2 separate regions of the Homo sapiens genome follow, and region 2 is linked to region 1. Evidence: chromatin contacts called from ENCODE Hi-C or POLR2A ChIA-PET data. All regions are on one chromosome and are shown on one strand. Each heading gives the region's core, a stretch centred on a gene start or an enhancer-like site at or near the end of the contact. The rest is flanking DNA. Distances are from core to core; before and after follow the strand shown. Region 1 holds the start of REEP1 (receptor accessory protein 1). Region 2 overlaps REEP1 (receptor accessory protein 1).

The links. Hi-C counts contacts between places; a loop is a spot of excess contacts on that map. ChIA-PET counts read pairs that join two places held with the same protein, here RNA polymerase II (POLR2A). Pooled maps may share reads with other maps.
Region 2: a map of tibial artery shows a loop between it and region 1 (7-fold over the local background). The contact joins the enhancer-like site here to the promoter of REEP1 in region 1. A Hi-C loop is called at or near these places in 4 of 168 maps with a recorded cell type or tissue (IMR-90, ascending aorta, psoas muscle and 1 more) and 7 of 50 pooled maps. POLR2A ChIA-PET finds 5 or more read pairs at or near these places in 2 of 52 experiments (AG04450 and MCF 10A).

Annotation. Positions count from the first base shown.
Region 1 is chr2:86,335,880-86,338,929 of GRCh38, reverse strand. REEP1 (receptor accessory protein 1) reads left to right here and starts at 1,304. Exons shown (of 9, transcript NM_001371279.1): 1 at 1,304-1,451. The coding sequence starts at 1,420.
Region 2 is chr2:86,248,538-86,251,838 of GRCh38, reverse strand. The region is part of intron 5 of REEP1 (receptor accessory protein 1); the gene reads left to right. Among named protein-coding and RNA genes, the nearest start is that of MRPL35, 51 kb to the right of the region's middle. RefSeq lists a silencer at 1,831-1,880. Within about 2 kb of position 1,673, at least 7 of the 41 ENCODE cell types and tissues checked have a DNase peak (open chromatin) inside an H3K27ac peak, as active enhancers do.

The DNA of each region.
Region 1 (3,050 bases), core at 55-2,554:
GGAGTAGAGGACAAAGCGTTTCCAGTGTAACAGAATAATGTACTATCTGCGGCCGGGACTAGGGTGAGCAGAGTGAGGCGCTCAGTGAGGGTGCAACATTTAAGAGGTGCCATAAAATTCAGCAACTAAAATACATAATAGGTGGCTCACTCCTGTAATCCCAGCACTTTGGGAGGCCAAGGCGGGCGGATCACGAGGTCAGGAGTTTGAGACCAGCCTGGACAACATGGTGAAACCCCGTCTCTACTAAAAATACAAAAATTAGCTGGGCGTGGTGGCGCACTCCTGTAATCTCAGCTACTCATGAGGCTGAGGCAGAAGAATCGCTTGAACCCGGGAGGCGGAGCTTGCAGTGAGCCGAGATCGCGCCACTGCACCCCAGAGCGAGACTCTGTCTCATAAAAAAACAACAACAACAAAAAAAACCACCATAATATTTAATACGGTATTTTAAAAAATACATAAAAACGTTTATATAGGGTGCACAAGTTCCCTTTTGCCTAAGAGTTCAACGTGGCTCAGCGGGGCACTGGTGCTAAGCAGTCGCAGCTTCTAGTCTCCTCCTAGGGCCCGGAGCAGCCCCCAAGGAAAGGCCTTCCCTAGGAAGAAGTAGCCCTTCAGCCCAGCCTAGAAGAAGGAGCTGAATCAAACCAAGGCAGGACGATGAGGCGTGGCGTGTACTGACAGGGAAGAAGAAACAGCAAATATTTGAGTCCAAGATGCCTGGAGGGAAAAGAGCTAGAGGACTATTTGGGGGAATGGTCTTGGCAACACGGTTCTAGGCAGGTACCACGATCATATAGGGACTCTGTAGAATTTTAAGTAGGGAGGCAAGCGCCCAGGTTTGTTTCTTATGCAGAAAGTGCTGAGCAACGGACAGACTGAAGAGGTTAGGTCTGGATCCAGGTAAACCCTTTATGAGGCTAACGCACTAGCTGAATGAGGGATGACAGCATCCCACCTAGACAGGTGCAGACAGATTCCCGAGGTTCAGGTTCGGACTTCAGTTTCTCCGCTGGAACGCTGAGGGTGGGGCAGCACCCGGGTCCCTGCCCTGCAAACGGGGCCGCTGCAGGGTTCCTTTGGCGGGGCCGGTGCCCCGGGGAGCGCGCAGGACGCGCCCGCCTTCAGCCGGGGGCCAGGGCGAGCGGGACGGGGCGGGCCCGCGGGTGCCCTGACCAGCTCACCGCCCAATCGCTGCGGGCCCGCCGAGCCCCGGGGGGCTGGGGCCGCCGCCGCCGCCGCCAGAACGTGCCGCGGCTGCGCCAACGCGCGAACGCCGGGCAGGGCGGCGGGCGCGCTCAGTCTGGCGGCGGCTGCCGTGAGCTGACTGACGTTCCGGGAACGCCGCAGCAGCCCGCGCCGCCCGCAGCCTAGCCGAGCCGCGCCGCCCGGGCCTCGCCCGCCCGCCTGCCCGCCATGGTGTCATGGATCATCTCCAGGCTGGTGGTGTAAGTGGCCTTCTCCCCCGCGCCCCTCCGTCCCCTCCCTCCCCGCCCCCGGCCCCGGGCTGCGCGCGCCCCTACAGCGCCCGGTCCCAGTGGCTCGGGCTATTAATACCCGGCGCAGCTAAATTTAGCAGGTACAGTAGCCGCCGAGGACGCCTGCGGGCGGACGGGCGGCGCAGGACGCGGCTGCTGCCCAGGAGGCAGCCGGCGCCGGCGGCCGCTTGCGGGGGGCTGGGCCGGGACGGCGAGGGCTGGGGCGCTCGGGGGTTCCGTGGGGGCTGCGTCTCGCCGCGCGCTGGCCGCTTTGTTCCTCAGCTCGGTCGATTTGCAGAGGCCCCGAATGGGCGCACCGCGGACACGCGTCTCTCTCCTTTGGCAGAAATGTGAGGTCGCCCGGCGCCGCGCCCCGCCGCCCCAGCTTTTGTCAGGTGGAAAGGACAGCGCAGACGAACCAGGGGCGCTGCCTGGAGGGTCAGCGCGGAACGGGTGGAGAGGCAGAGGCGGGGCTCCCAGTGGGGTTGGAAAAATCCTCCTTTTTAGGTGTCTGCATCGACAGCGGCAAAGGCAGCTGGGACATGGGAAGACGCATGTGAATCTTGGAGTAAACGCCTGGAGCCCCCGGCTCCGACTCCTTTTGCAGGGGATTGAGAGACAGGGGCAGGTACCTCCAGGAATGCACGGGAAATTTTCAAGTGACAGCCACCCGCATGGTGGCGATGACACCTCCCAGGCCTTGCAGGAGAGCGCAGAGTCATCTAGGGTGAGGTCTGTGTGAAGTCATTGGGGGTGGGCGTGGGGGCCGATTTTCTCCTTCAAGCCCCAGGACCTGTAGGCGTTTGAAGAGCTTCCCCGGTGGATTTATTCTCCTTTGGAGATAGACGTGGCTGTTCCAAGTCCCTGTTCTTCCCTAACCATCCTGGCCTGAGTCAGAACAGATTTGCCACCTGCTGTAGCTAGCAGGGGCTGAAATGGGTGTGGGGAGTCTAAGGCGGGGAGGAGGGTGGCAGGCACCTCGGGCTTTTTCTTTGTCTGAGAACACGGGGCTCTGGACCCCAGTGATTGTGCACCATCACTCCCCACGTTTTGAAACACCACCCATCTCCCTTCCCTTCTTTACTGATTTTCCCTTCCGAAGTGGATCTCAGCATTGTCTCCCGCCACCATTCAGGGCTTTCCTCCCAAAGCCAGTGTCTGTGCCTCTCAGCCCCCAAGTCATTCCGTGAAGGCCTCTCCACAGCTGTTCCTGACTGCGGGGTGTTTGCGCTGCACCTTGAGGTGGCATGTTAAATATTTAGAAGATTTCTGCTGGCAGAGCCGACATGAATAATACAGGAAAGTGGCTGACACGCCTTGCCCAGCCTCATGCCTGACCAACACTGTCTTGCCTTCAGGGTGGTGTTTCCTCTCTGGGATCGATATTGCCAGTGGCTTCTGGGAAGCCCTCAGGGTGGGGCTGGAGAGTTGAGCTGGCCTGGCTGGTGGGCTCTCTGTAGGTCCTGCTGGGCTGGGAGTGAGGGCATCTGATCCTGGGTCATGTGACTATCATTAGTTTTATTAGCACTGGGTCATGTGACTATCATTAGTTTTATTAGCACCTCCCTC
Region 2 (3,301 bases), core at 424-2,923, 87 kb after region 1:
GGGGTCCTTTTGAAAATCTGATGGAAAAAAATGCTGAATCTTGCCCCAGAAAATTCTCACCCCCCAACACACATGCCCACATACTTGCAATATCAAGAGGTTCCCAGAGCCCCTGAAGCTCATCTGTGCGTCCCAGGTTAAGAATTTCTAACTTATCCAACCCCACTGGAAACAAGAAAATAATAGAATTTCTAACTTACTTGGCACTTAGGCCTGGGAGAAACAGAAGAGGGCAGGGGAGAGAGGGAGAGAGTGCTTCTCTGCAGTTTCCTAGGGTGCACTGGGAGAGTCGCCTAAATGCAGTGGACAGGTGGAGAGACTACCTGAGCAAGCGGGTGGACTCACTCACGATCATGTGGCCCAGCAGATCCAGGGGAAGGAACCCAGGTCCTAGAATAAGTTGAGTGGTCCAGACATGGAGGTCAGTAATGTGCCAAGCCATAACAACTGAAGTGGAGGAGGTTTGAAATAAACACCAGTCTGTGGGATGTTGTGGTGTGAGCATTACTTCTTTCTCTATTCTCTCCAGCCCTTTTCAAAACTGTGTTTCTTCCTAGCATCTTCTCATATCACCCTCTTGTTGTCGTCAATTTGTCATTATTTACGTAGATCTGAAAAGTTAAATTGGTCAGATATTTCCTCTCATGTGAAATCAGCAGATCATCCTAGTGTTCCCCAGGGACAAGCCCTTCCCCAACAACCATGTGTGGAGTAGGGACCTACATTCGGCTGGTGGTGGAGGGAAGGCAGTTATGCTGATGATTGGAAAGACACAGTGGTTGGGAGGTGAGTTGTATTAGCATAAGGAAGTTTGTCCCTTGTGGTGATGTGAGGGTTTTGGGGAAGGAGGCGATGGGGCTTAAAAGGTTTGCAAGAAGATGATTAGTACAGATCTTGGTGCTCTATGAACATTGTGCGGATGGCAGGATGGAGGGTGCTGAGAGCCAGTTTCAAGAGACTGAGCTGGGTTTTCCTTGCCCTGAACCAAAGAGAAGCACATTAGGATCATTTCTGGAAGAGACTCAGCACACTGGGCCGGGTAGTTGCTTGAAAAGTACCTTTCAGGAAGCCAAGGAATTCTGCAGACAAAGCCTGGACAAGAGGGAAGGGGAACCAAAAATGAATGATTCCTCTTTCAGACAAGACCAGCTCCATCTATAACACAGAATTGTAGCTAGGTATCCCGCCACTCCATGTGGCAGATCTCGGGGTTGGGGGTCCAGGGGGTCTCTGCCCCTTTACTATAATAGCTGCTGGCAAAATGAGGGATCCCAGTGAGTATCTTTGGAAGGGAAATTCTGCTTTGGTTTCCCAAGATCAATCAGGATTTATGAACAGCAATAAATTCCAAGAACCTTCTATTTGAGATGCAACCATTTTATGCTTTAATCTTTAAGCTGAAACAAAAGAGAACTCAGAATTGCTAAATTCTGAATTCATCAGGCCAACCTGGCAACGTAAAGCTACGGAAACCCTGTCTCAGCCTCTCTCTACCCCATCTGTTCTGCCTCTGAAGCCTGAGGAAAACAGGCTGCTGCTCTTTCCTCCATTCATTCCTGGAGTATAAACGTGCTATATCTGTCAGGGTGGTTCAGTGTGCGTCACCTGGTGGCACAGCTGCGTGCATGTAGATTTCATTCTGACAATAACTTCTGCAGGCCATCCTTTTCTGGGTCTGCCTCAAGATGGAGCCTCCAGAGTCTTCCTATCATCCTGGCCAGTCACTGCCTGTCCCCTAACCACCCGGGAAGCCCGTGAGCCCGTCTTCTCCATCCAGGCACCTTATAGCAGCTGAAACCTAAAAGAAGCGCCAGACAGTCTGAAAGTTGCCTCAGGAAATAACTGCTCATTAGTTCTTTCCAGCTGGACTAACGTAGTGAGGGACATCTGCTTTCTGTTGAATTTGGTTTCAGATGAGAAAATTTTCTGCCTTGTGGGGCTTTGCTTTTTCTCTCTAAATATAAATATCTGGAGAGAGAAAACACATATTCTCTTCTAAAAATAATGCCCTCTATTTTTGAAACAGATGTGTACTTAAAAAAAAAATAAAAGAAGAAGTAAAATCCAAAAATCCAATCTAGCTGAGGTGTACATCAGTGGTTTCCATAGCAACAGTGGATCACTTCAGGCCTTGGTCAAAGGATGATGACTCACCAGTGGGTCCAAATCTGGCTTGCATGCCCAAGCCACCTGGAGAGCTTTGCTTTTTATTTTTTTTTTAATAGATTCTCAGATGTGCTGAATCAGAATCTCAGGCAGTGGGCCCATGAATCTCTATTTTTAACAAGTTCCCCAGATGATTTTTAAACAGCCAGCTCTGTACAAGTCACTGCCTGAGACCCCATACAGAACCATAGGGGGCACAGGTGATGAGGGTTAAAGCAGTTAATTTCAGTAACATTCCTGGAATGCAGATTCACCTCCTTGGAAGCCTTAACCTTGAGAATGAGGAAAGCAGTGGCGTGTGTGTGGGAACCGGGCAGCGGGGAGGGGGAGGCCGGTGTTTATTTCTCCAAAATTTACTGCCAGTTGAGAAATACTATGATGGGACTACAAATTCTCCCACTTTTTTTTTTTTTGAGATGTAGTCTTGCTCTGTCGCCTAGGCTGGAGTATAGTGGTACAATCTCAGCTCACTGCAACCTCTGCCTCCCGGGTTCAAGCAATTCTCCCTGCCTCAGCCTCCTGAGTAGCTGGGATTATAGGCGCCTGCCACCATGCCTGTCTAATTTTTATATTTTTAGTAGAGACTGGGTTTTGCCATGTTGGCCAGGCTAGTCTTGAACTCCTGACCTCAGGTGATCCGCCCGCCTCAGCCTCCCAAAGTGCTGGGATTACAGGCATCCCACCTCTTTTGTAGTGCTCCCAAGAGCCTAGCACAGTGCCTCGCACCTGGCTGAGCCCTTATCAATCTTGTTGATTACCCAAGGGGAATAATTAGAGCAACTGTCTGAAAAAAAGACACGCTGCAAAGTCACCCATAGCTGGGGTGACTATATAATTTATTGTTCAAACCAGGACACATTTGAGAATGTAAAGCATGCTTATAATAATTACTCTGAAACAACAGGTCTAAACTAGGCCTGTTTGGCCAGTCATGGTGGCTCACACCTATAATCCCAGCACTTTGGGAGGCCGAGGTGGGAGAACTGCTTGAGCTCAGGAGTTAGAGACCAGCTTGGGTAACATAGTGAGACCCTGTCTCTACAAAAAATTAAAAATTAGCCAGGCATGGTGGCATGTGCCTATAGTCCCAGCTACCTGGGAGGCAGAGGCAGGAGGATCATCGCTTGAGCCCGGG